Linked DNA regions of Homo sapiens: region 1 is linked to region 2. Evidence: chromatin loops called from intact Hi-C (ENCODE). Cell type or tissue: IMR-90. All regions are shown on one strand. Links, peaks and the distances in the headings refer to the core of each region. The heading gives the core; the rest is flanking DNA. Region 1 overlaps ADAMTS12 (ADAM metallopeptidase with thrombospondin type 1 motif 12). Region 2 overlaps ADAMTS12 (ADAM metallopeptidase with thrombospondin type 1 motif 12).

Region 1 (5,381 bases), core at 322-5,321, 52 kb before region 2:
ATCCTAAGGCCAAAAAAAAAAAAAGAAAAGGAAATAAAAAAGAGTGGAATTGATTGGGTGGTTTGGAAGGATATCTGGGGTATCTCAAGGAACCACAGACAGACTTAACAACTAAGACTCAGAAATTTCAGGGACCAAAGAAACAAGCATTCATGGACATTTTCTCTAGAGAATTTCCATTAAAGTGGCTTAGCTGCCTATTATATAGGTCACTGCATAGAAGTACAAATTTCTAATTCCCAGGTGATAAAAATCTGATTGGCTTGGATAAACACTTTTCCTAGTTCTTTTTTTATTTAGTAGTCCTTGTTTTTGTTAAAAAAAATTTTTAAGGCATCTAGGCACAGCAAGGATATATGTATAAGGGATTAATAAAATATATCTTACAGGAATTTAGAGCTGAAAGAGATTGAGACCAACTCCCTTATTTTACAGTTGGAGATTCAGAAAAGTTTAGGTGACTTGCCTAGCATTACAGAGCATATTAATATCAGGGTCAGGTTGAGAATCTCAAAATTCCCAGTACCTCATATTGCCCAGGATGTTTTCATTGGAGACTTTTATATTTTAAGCCTGAACATCCAACTCAATAACTACCAGACATCTAATTCTTGCTGAGAGTCAAGAGGTACTGGCCAGCCATGCTGCTGTGCATGTGAGTAGCTGTGACCTGGGTGGGGTAAGAAATCAGGTGTGGAGCTTAGCTCAGAGGCCTTGTCCTCCATCTCCTGGAGTGGTTTTAGATCTGGCTAGATTGCTTTCATCATGAGAGTGTGACCGCATGCTCTGTAGTGGAGGGACTGGGAATCACCATGCAACCCTCTGACCAATGTTAACATCACTAAATGTGCAAGAACCAGACATTAGGGGTTTCTCCTGTGGGATGCAACAGGAAGAACACAGCACCACCTATTCAGTATTCTTACATATACACATATACATGTAGCTGATGTCTGCACCTTAGCCATATATATATCAACATGCATATATATATATATATATATATATATATGTTTGTATGTCAAGCTAGAAGTTTGATTAGAGTCAAGTATATGTGTGTTTGTGTGTATACCTGAATCTCTATGTGCACACATGTGCGTGTGTGTACACACACACACACTTTAATAAAGCCTTTAGCTCTGTTGACCAATTTACAGGAGAAAAAGGTTAAAGGAGAAAGCAACAGACAAATCCATATGTGGGACATTCTTTTTTCTTTTTTCTTTTTTTTTTTTTTTTGAGATGGAGTCTTGCTCTGTCACCCAGGCTGGAGGAGTGCAGTGGCACGATCTCGGCTGTCTGCAACCTCCGCCTCCTGGGTTCAAGCGATTCTTCTGCCTCAGCCTTCCGAATAGCTGGGACTACAGGCATGCGCCACCATGCCCAGCTAATTTTTGTATTTTTAGTAGAGACGGGGTTTCACCACATTGGCCAGGATAGTCTTGATCTCTTGACCTTGTGTTCCATCCACCTTGGCCTCCCAAAGTGCTGGGATTACAGGCGTGAGCCACCGCGCCCGGCCAGATGTGGGACATTCTAAAGGACAATCAACTGGTTTCTGCAATTAGCCAATGGCAGGAAAAAAAGGGAGATGGAACTGCTCTAAAAGAAAACAGACTTAAGGATAAAACAACTAAATACTATGTGTGGACTCTGGCCGCACCTGATTCGAATGGATGAACTGTAAAGAGACTTTTTTTTTAAAGAGCACTACAAAATTTGATAATCTATTAGATAACACCCAGGAATTGTTCTATAACCTTGTTAGGTGTGATAATAATATTGTGGTTATGTTTGAAAAGGTCCGTAATTTTAAGGATTCATAGTGTAGTCTCGGGGTGAAATGACATGAGATAGCGGATTTGCTTTAAGATACTTTGGCAATCAACACTGTTGTATTCTTAGGCAAAGTAAATCCATGAGAGGCAGGCTTGAACTGTCCATTTAGAAAGAAGAGGCTGCAGACCACATGGCGCTTCCATGCCAAGAACGAACTTGAGAGCACTGTGGGGAAATGGACTTTCCCCTGTGTTTGTTCATTTGTCAGGGACACTAAGTAATTTCAAAATTAAAGAAAAGCCAGCCACAGCTCTGAAGTGCCAAGGACTGTCAAGAACGCTGTGTGTGTTTCTATCAAAGCACTGATGTTGCTAACACATTCATCATTTATTTTTAAACCTGCTGGGACTGCTGTTGAGGTACTCTACGCAGCCACTAGCCATTTTCCTCCTTGGGCAGGGTTATTAGCTTCTGCTTTCCTCCAGAGAGACCAATGAGGGAAGTGCAGAAACCTCCCTTGGCTTTTCTCTGACAGAATAAAGAAGAGACCCTGAGAGCGGTCTAGAGACCCTAAAAGCAGACTGTGTATTAAGCAGTGAGGCATGGACAATGGTGGCTGTTCCATCTCCAACCTCTCCTTGGAGATGGCTCACTCTCAGCCCTGGGGGAGGCCATGTGTGGGCAGCATCTGCTGCTGGAGTTTCATTGGCAGCTGTATTTGTGTCCCTATTTCATAGACATCCATGGTGGGACAGCAGCTGGTTCTCTGGGTCTTTGAGGCCTTGGGCCTGGGACACAGCAGCCGTCAGGCTCTCTCCTTGCTGAGTGTGTGTGAGAGACCTTTCTGTCCCCTAGGGAATTCACACAATGTCCACAGCCTATGAAACCTCCCGTGTTCTCATAGATCCCAATCATGACTCAGAGAGGAAAATCATGCTTTGATGTACAGAATCCGTGTGATCCTGAGTATGTGGATGTGGTTCAGATTTCTGTACCCTGACTCACATTTTTGGCCAGCTGGGATTTCACTGTTAGGGAGATTCTTAGACTCCTGGGAAGGGAAGAACCTCTGCTGAGCACTGTGGAAAAATTGCTGTGGGAACAGCCAGAAGATGTGGAGGAAACTCAGTTTCTGCATCTGAACGAAAGAGGATGGGATACCTGCCCAGCCCCTTTTTACAGAGTTATGGGAAGAACAAAGGTGAATGTGTGCGCATGTGCTTTAGTAACTGCCAAGTGGTCTACAGGTGGAAAGTAGGGTTTTTGGTAATAGGTTTGCTTATGGTGAAAGCCACTTCCTCCTGTTGAATAGCCCGTCTCTTTCTCAAGGCTATAATCCAAGGATCCTTTCATGACTGCAGAAATTCAAAATAGCTTCCTGGTGCACCTGCTTCCAGTGTTTCTCTTCATCATGCCCTATTCCTTTCCTCGCCAACTCACTTGAATTCCTGGGAAAATGAGATTCTGTGGAACTATCAAGAAGAGAAAGACAACATTTGCTTTTTGTGTGCACCTGAACCTGGCATATTTTAGCAGTCCTACCTTTTCTCTCTCCCCTTCTTTTCTCTCTCTTCCCATCTCCTCCCCTTACCTTCCTTTCCCTTCCCATCCCTCCCCTCTTTCGTTCCCTCTTGGTACATTTGCCTATGATTCCAGTGAGTTGTTATGAAATTTAATTAAATTTCTCACCTTGAACTTCTGCGTATTTATTGGACAGGCAAAAAAAAAGAGAGAGAGAAAAAAGACTGTTAATGTACCTCCTTTAGTTGAAGTTGCTTGTTTCAGTTAGAGGACATACATTATTTCATGGTTTGAAAAGTGACAGGAACCCCTACTGGCTGTTCAGAAGGAGCCATCTGTGGACAGGCGTCCATATTCCAGAGCAAGACTGTAGTTCGAGGGGCTGGCCATGCTTCACATTCACAGGTGACCAAGGCAGGGCAAGGGAGCCCATCTGTGCTGGAACTCACTGGCATCCTTAAAAGTTCATTATGGTGGGTGGCTAAGTGTTGCCATTTCCCTCCCGTTTGAGTGAGGCTGTGCCCTTCCTGGTGGCAGGGTCTATGGTATGTTTGTCTTCAATTATCTGGCACCCAGAACATTCCCTCACACATGGTAGATGCTCAGTAAATGTGTGGAAGAGTCACGAGAAAACAGCTCCATTTCCTATCGTGCTTTACTTTGCCTCTGTAAAGTGTTGAAGAAATATCACGCTCTTTTCTGTATGGGAAACTGTTCTGTAACCAGTCATGTCTGAGAGACCCCCAAGGATGGGACATTGAGGAGGTGGGGGCAGTGGGGATGTGGGCAGCTGGTGTGGAAATCAGGGTAGGCCTTTTTAAAAATGGCCTGCTATGGACAGGTAGCCCATAGACTTCAAGCCACTCAATTCCTGCAGCCTCTGTGCCAGCATGTGGCTCCCACCAGGAGCATGGCTCCAATCGCTGATGTCACTGCCAAACCTACCCCATATACTTGGCAACTAAAGTCCTCATAGTCGCCTTCTTCTCTCAAGAAACATGTTCTCGTGATGAATATGTCTTCATAGAAATGCTGAAGGTTTTGTCCACAAATGCTGGAAAATATTAGGAATTTCAAGCAATTTGCTAGGCAGATTTAGGAATGTTTTTGACATTCGAAAAGTGGACAGTGGCCCTGCAATGGATGGTTGCCTTAATTTTCTTGAAGCTCCATGTTCTCCCATCTACAAACCTGTCTTTCTTCTAACAACCGTAGGAAGCTTTAGCCTTTACATCAGCAATCTGATCTTTTTCAGGGGTAAACCTGACAATCAGTAAAATAAATCAATAGGAGGTGACTACAAATGCTTTTTTTTTTCATATTTCCTACCTTCTTCCAAGAATGGAAAAACTCCCACTGAGTAAAGAATGACAATGTGCTTCAGGTTGGGGGGTATAGTCTTATAATCACTGAATTGGAAAGAGCTAAAGGACTTTTCAGCCATAGAGGACCACATCTAGGCATCCACTTAGGTTATTTCATGACTAATATGTAGAACGAGTATGATTTGGTCCTAACTGTAACAAAATGAGTAGCCCTTTGCTATTGATATAAGAGGGGGATCCCTTCTGATGGACCAGAATCCCCACCAAAGGCAGGGGAATTGGGAATCTTAATTGTTGGTTTAATTTATTAGGATTGGGAAGGTACTTGCTATCCCTAGTGTCTGGCACTGACAGGGGACTGGGGAGATGTGAATAAAAGGTCAGAAAATAGTTTTTCGTAGAGTAATATTTATCCCACGTTGCACTGCCACAGTGCTGAAAGTTCCTACTGTTGCAGACATGGGCTGTGCTTGTTAAACTTACCTGGTCACAAGAATCACTGCTTTGCTTATTGAAAACAGACTCCTAGGACCCAATCTATCAAGAGAAGAGGTTCTCAGGGGTAATATGCTTGGGAGGCAATGCATATCAGAATCATTTGGGGAACATTTGCAAAGTACGTACAGCCTCCTGATAATAGATGGTATTCTTCAACTTCTAATATTTATTCCACGGAGGAGGAAGTCTATGTGTGTTAAAAAAAAAAAAGCTTCTTAGATGATTTTAATATGCTGCCTTCTGTCCTCTTCTCTTTCC
Region 2 (5,381 bases), core at 225-5,224:
AAACCGAGTCTGGACACAAGATCCCTAATATCTGTCGGGGAGAGAGGTGAGAGTATGACGGATTTGAGTGCCTACTTATTCAGGGCATGGCTCCTTATCCTGGCATCAGATGTGTGAGACCACACACGTATGCACACATGCATGCACATGCACATACACATACACATAGTTTCTTCTGAAATGTGGTATTTGGTTAAAAAGACTCCACATGCATTTGAGTAGTGTCAAATACATCAGGGCTGTTATTCTAAGTTCAGGACCTAGCATTTCAGCTAAACTCAGCCCAGTGGGGGCTGTGCGTAGTGTGTGTGTGTGTGTATGGAGAATGTGTGTGTGTTTGCCTATATGTGTGTGTGTTTATGTGTGTGTGAAGGAGTGTGTGTTGATGCGTGGGGTGTACATGTGTGTTTAAACATTCGTCACGTCACACACTGTCAGCTCCAGGATGTAAAGATGGCTTGCTCAGCTGTGATGACTCAGGGATTTATGGAAGTTCTACCTGTTCTCTTTAAATGCAGCATGTTGAAAGCCTGAGGTATTCTCTCAGTCAACAGAGAGGTTAAACTCTTTGTTTAACCTAACTAGCAAGGGAGTCCAAACACCTCCGAACGAAAGGCTTTCCCTTGCTGGATAAGTTGTGCTAAGAATAGAGTCAATGTCAACCCCACCAGCAGCTGACCAGCACCCTGGCTGCATTTCTTAGGGAATTACTACTGCTAAATTGACACCAGAAAGGGCAGAGGGCTCATTTTCTGTAAAGCATCTTCTCCCCACGCCATCCTCTCAAAGACATTGCACGGGAAACCAGCCTTCGTGCCAGCTCCTCCAGAACACTGGCCTTGGCTCTTCAGCTCCTTCCTAATAGGATCAGCTGTGCTGAGGGCTTGAGGACTGGCTCCGTCCTTCCTCAGCCAGGACAGTGCTGCGATGTGGAAACTGACCAACATAGCGAGTTTCCCATGGCACTGATGTTGATGTGCAGAAGACAGGCATTGCAAATGCAGGTCTGTTAGGAAGATCAATTTTGATACAGTATCTGCAAGTAGGGAACATTCCTAACCAAAGGATAGGGCAGGTGACCCATGACATGAGAGGTGAAAGCCGAAAGCCATTTCTCATTAGCTCTTCATGGGGCTTCAGAACTCTTTTGGTCTCATTTCCCCTGGAATATGCAGGAGGCATCAAAGACACTTAATTTGCATACCTTCATTTCTTGAGAACAGTTCCAGCCTAAAGCGGCTATTAGCATTGGAAAAGCTCACCTGATTGGCAAGATTCTGTACTTTATGCCTGAGTAACCAAACAAACAAAAAAAAAATCAAAGGGCAGTCCCAACGGCCACAGAGCAGTAGTTTTTCCACTCTCGCTCCTGGTTTGGAGAAGGGTATTTATCAGGGGCTGGTTAGAGGTCAGGGTTATGGCCTTCTAAGATGGGGAGGCCATTACCAAAGACCCCAGGTAGCCCCATCCCACACACTTTCCACTAGTGCCTATATTGGGATGAATCTTCTGGCAATCTTCCTTAAAACTTCAAGAGACCTCTTTAAGATTCTGTAGTTGGGTGAGCCTGTCTGTGCCCAGGGTAGCCTGAAGTTAAGGTGAGGGCTTAACAGTGGTACCAGGCAGTTTGGATCCCAACTAGCTAGCTGTCCTTGGGCAAATGACTACTTTCCTACTACTGTTACTTCTTGTTTCTATTTTCTCCTCTGTAAACTGTGGGTAATGAAAATGTTGCGCAAAGGTAGGGTGGGTGAGTGACAGCTACAGGCTCACTGTTCCTGAAAACTGCAATTCGAAATTCCACAGCCCCCTGAAAATAAAAAGTCTTTCAGTGAATGTTCAGCAAACTCCCTTGGTGGCAAAACTGACTTGAATTAACATGAGGCTATTTATGATATTTTGTAAATCTCAGTTAGTGAGACTAGTTGTACATTTTACTGTAGAAATATCCATGTGTTTGATTTCAGAGTACTACCCTGAAAATACCCAGGTATTTGGAAGCATAGAATATATGAATTAAATGACTTTTTTAAAAAATTGTGGTAAAATACATATAACACAACATTTACTATCTTGACCACTTTTAAGGGTACAGTTCAATAGTGTTTGTATATTCACATTGTTGTGCAACCAATCTCCAGAATTCTTTTTACTTATTAAACTGAAACTCTGTACCTATCAGACAACTCCCCGTTTTCCCCTTTCCCCAGCCCCTGGCAACCACCATTTGACTTTCCAAATTTCTTTTAGAATTGCAAAAATTCCAAATTCCAAAACACATCTGGCCTCACAAGCATTTCAGATAAGGGATTGGGAAACTTAATTAGGGAAGGGGAATGCCTAACATTTGATAGAGTCACCACCTTTCGAGATGATCCTGGAAGAGGGAGTTCTTCCAATCTTACAGGGGCCTGTCAACCACAGCACACTGCTTCCCAACATCGATGCCCTTTTGTAAAAGATGGCACAGTAACAAGAACAAGGGCCATTAGATTCTGACCAGAGCAAACAGAACGCAGGTACTTGCATGGGATGTTTGATACCTTCCCCTTCTTTTCTGTCATTCCCTTGATCTCAGTTTTTCTCAGTAAGTAGAAGTGCACATGTTGGCAGCTGGTTCTGGCATCTACTTTTTATTTCCATTCCAGGGACCATGATGGAGGATGCTTTTACAGTGAAAAGGCATGAAAACCTTTATGCAGACTGAACTCATGGGGAAGATGCTGACAGTCTGTTTAGAACTTGCTGGAAGCCATTGAAGGCCAGATTTATCCATTTTGCAGAACTCTCTAGGAATCTTCAGAAAAGCAGTAGGGCTTACCCTGCTGTTCCCCAGCAGATCACAGTATGGAGACCGGTTCTGAGTCATGCTCCCTATAACTGGAATAACACAGGGAATTCTTCACATGTTTCATAATGTGTGTGAGTGAAAGGACAACCCAGACTTGTTATTGAAAAACCCGACAGTGGTCAGGCATCATTATTGGAATGTCTTCTCCACACTGCCCATTCTGTAAACATCCTGGGGAAATGTCGAGGTTACTTTCTGTGTGAGGCTTGTGCTTTCTTTTCCTGTTTGTAAATACCAGGGATGAAAGTGGATGCCTTCAGAATTGGAAGCCCATGAACACAAAAATTCTGCAGAATACAAAACCCTCTGATGGACCACTCCTGATAAATATAAAATAACCTTAGTACCAGAACTTCTACTTTTGGGTTATGGAAAATATGCCAAGAATTTTATGTTTTAAAAACAAACTACAGGCTGGGCGTGGTGGCTCACGCCTGTAATCTCAGCATTTTGGGAGGCCAAGCCAGGTGGATCAACTGAGGTCAGGAGTTCGAGACCAGCCTGGCCAATATGGTGAAACCCCATCACTACTAAAAATACAAAAATTAGCCAGGCATGGTGGTATACGCATGTGTTCCCAGCTACTTGGGAGGCTGAGGCAGGAGAATTGCTTGAACCCGGGAGGCAGAGTTTGCAGTGAGCCGAGATCGCACCGTTGCACCACAGCCTGGGTGACAAGAGTGAGACTCTGTGTCAAAAAAAAAGAAAAAAAAAAAACAGCAAAAAAAGAATACAGTTGTTCGGATGCCTTTATTATCATCATTACCATTTTAAAAGCTCTAAGAATCCTTTATTCTCAAAGAAAACAACACTAAATGTTGTTTAGTGTTTAACACTTTTAATGTTATCTGGCCCTGGAAAAATCAAACAAATGATCAGTTTCCAACATCATCAATCAACATGGAACATTTCAGATTCATAGTGACCAGGATGTTCCTGGGCACCAGAGGTTTGGAGCCAGCAATAGAAGAGGTTTCCTTTCCTTAGTGGCAGTTCTACCACTGTCCTGAGCATTTCATGGTCCGTGCTGGACATTCATTGACCTTTCCAGCAGCTTGAAGCTAAGGTGTACTTCCCCGATTAGGCCATTAGGTAGCTGGGACCTCAGGAAAAGCAAGAAAACAGTTGTGGGGTCAGGGGGCAGTTGGGATCAAGACCAGAAATTGGTCTAGTGTCTAGATGAGGGGCCAGGCAACTACAGTCCATAAGCCAAATTCAGCGTGCCATCTGTTTTGTACAGCCTGATAGCTAGGAATGGATTTTACATTTTTAAGTGGTTACATTTTAGATGGGTATATAAGTACTCATATAATATCCTCGATTTTACCTTTCATCCTGCAAATTATACAAGATAGCAAAAACATTTACTATCTGGCCCTTTAATAGTGATAAAAACTTGCTGATCCCTGGTCTAGACCATTGGTTCTCAAAGTTTAGTCCCCGGACCAGCAGCATCAGCATCACCCTGGAACTTATAAGAAATGCAAATCTACAGGACCCACCCTAGCTTTATTGAATCGAAAACCCTAGGGTGGGGCACAGTATCTGCATTTTAACTTTGGAGAGCTATTTCTTTATTCCTTCAGAAAAGAAGACCCGGGGCAAATTACTTAACCTCTTTGTGCTGGATTTTCTTCATCAGTAAGGGTTGGGAGAATTTAACAGCTGAAACATGTAAAACTTATTAAGGTAAATGCCCAATGTATATTAGTTATTGTTATCTCAAATGTACTATTATTTAAAAAAGCATTTTATTAGGCTTAGGTTAAAAATCAAAAGACTTTACCAGACATCTGAAATTCTAGCAAGAATCATTAAGGTACATGCAAGGTATCTTGCAGTAAGGTATGTCCGGGTGGGAATCAGAAGTGCTGGTCTAGAAATTTGAGAGCCAAAGAGTTACAGACCCTGTCAGGGTGGCCCACAAGCTCCTCCTTCAGCCAGGCTCTGGAACATTTCCCAAGCCCTGAGCAGACACCCCAGTTGATGTTTCTTCCAGTGGAACACTCAGCCTCCTCCCCCACCCACCGTTTTGGCTATAGCCCCTTCCTCTCAGGCCTTTGGTGTTGTCATCCTTTGCTGCAGCTTCTCACTTCCTTGCTAACCTGGAGCATAAGTACTCATACTTTATTCGTGAATCATTTGGGGCAATCAGGATAGTAAAATTCATTCTCAGGGGACTGGGTCTTTGTTAGGAATTTTAGAAGCTATATTATGTTTAGCACAGTAAATTAAATGTGGAAAACATGTTAGCTGTCTTCCTTGTTATAATTTTTTTAATTCACAATTGTGACTTAAAAACCTGGGGTAACTACAACTCCAGCTGGTTAACATCAAGAGAAGCTGCAAATTATTTTGGACAGCAATGATTTCTGCTAATGTTACTGCTCTTCTTCAGGTACTTCACGTTTTTTTCTTCTGGTGCTATTATTCTTGAAGTCAGGCTTTGCAGAGCTGTGTCCTCACCTCTGACCTAGGCAGCTTTTGTTCCAAAGAACCAGAAGTGACAGGGTATGACCACTTCTCCTGA

Evidence for each region. A loop is a pair of places that touch in the nucleus more often than their neighbours do. Peaks named below come from ENCODE experiments on the same cell type or tissue, not always from the same donor. Only the 100,000 strongest peaks of a DNase experiment are listed, where the experiment ranks them.
Region 1: a loop joins it to region 2, with 4 times the contacts of the local background. A loop is called at or near these places in 1 of 110 quality-filtered maps.

Annotation. Positions count from the first base shown.
Region 1 is chr5:33,786,414-33,791,794 of GRCh38, reverse strand. All of the region lies in intron 2 of ADAMTS12 (ADAM metallopeptidase with thrombospondin type 1 motif 12), which reads left to right. Among named protein-coding and RNA genes, the nearest start is that of ADAMTS12, 100 kb to the left of the region's middle. RefSeq lists an enhancer at 2,381-3,580. In IMR-90, for the core only: no CTCF peak of the experiment used is centred there; a DNase peak (open chromatin) is centred at 2,714; H3K27ac peaks cover 724 bases.
Region 2 is chr5:33,734,245-33,739,625 of GRCh38, reverse strand. The region is part of intron 3 of ADAMTS12 (ADAM metallopeptidase with thrombospondin type 1 motif 12); the gene reads left to right. Among named protein-coding and RNA genes, the nearest start is that of ADAMTS12, 160 kb to the left of the region's middle. In IMR-90, for the core only: no CTCF peak of the experiment used is centred there; a DNase peak (open chromatin) is centred at 2,935; H3K27ac peaks cover 668 bases.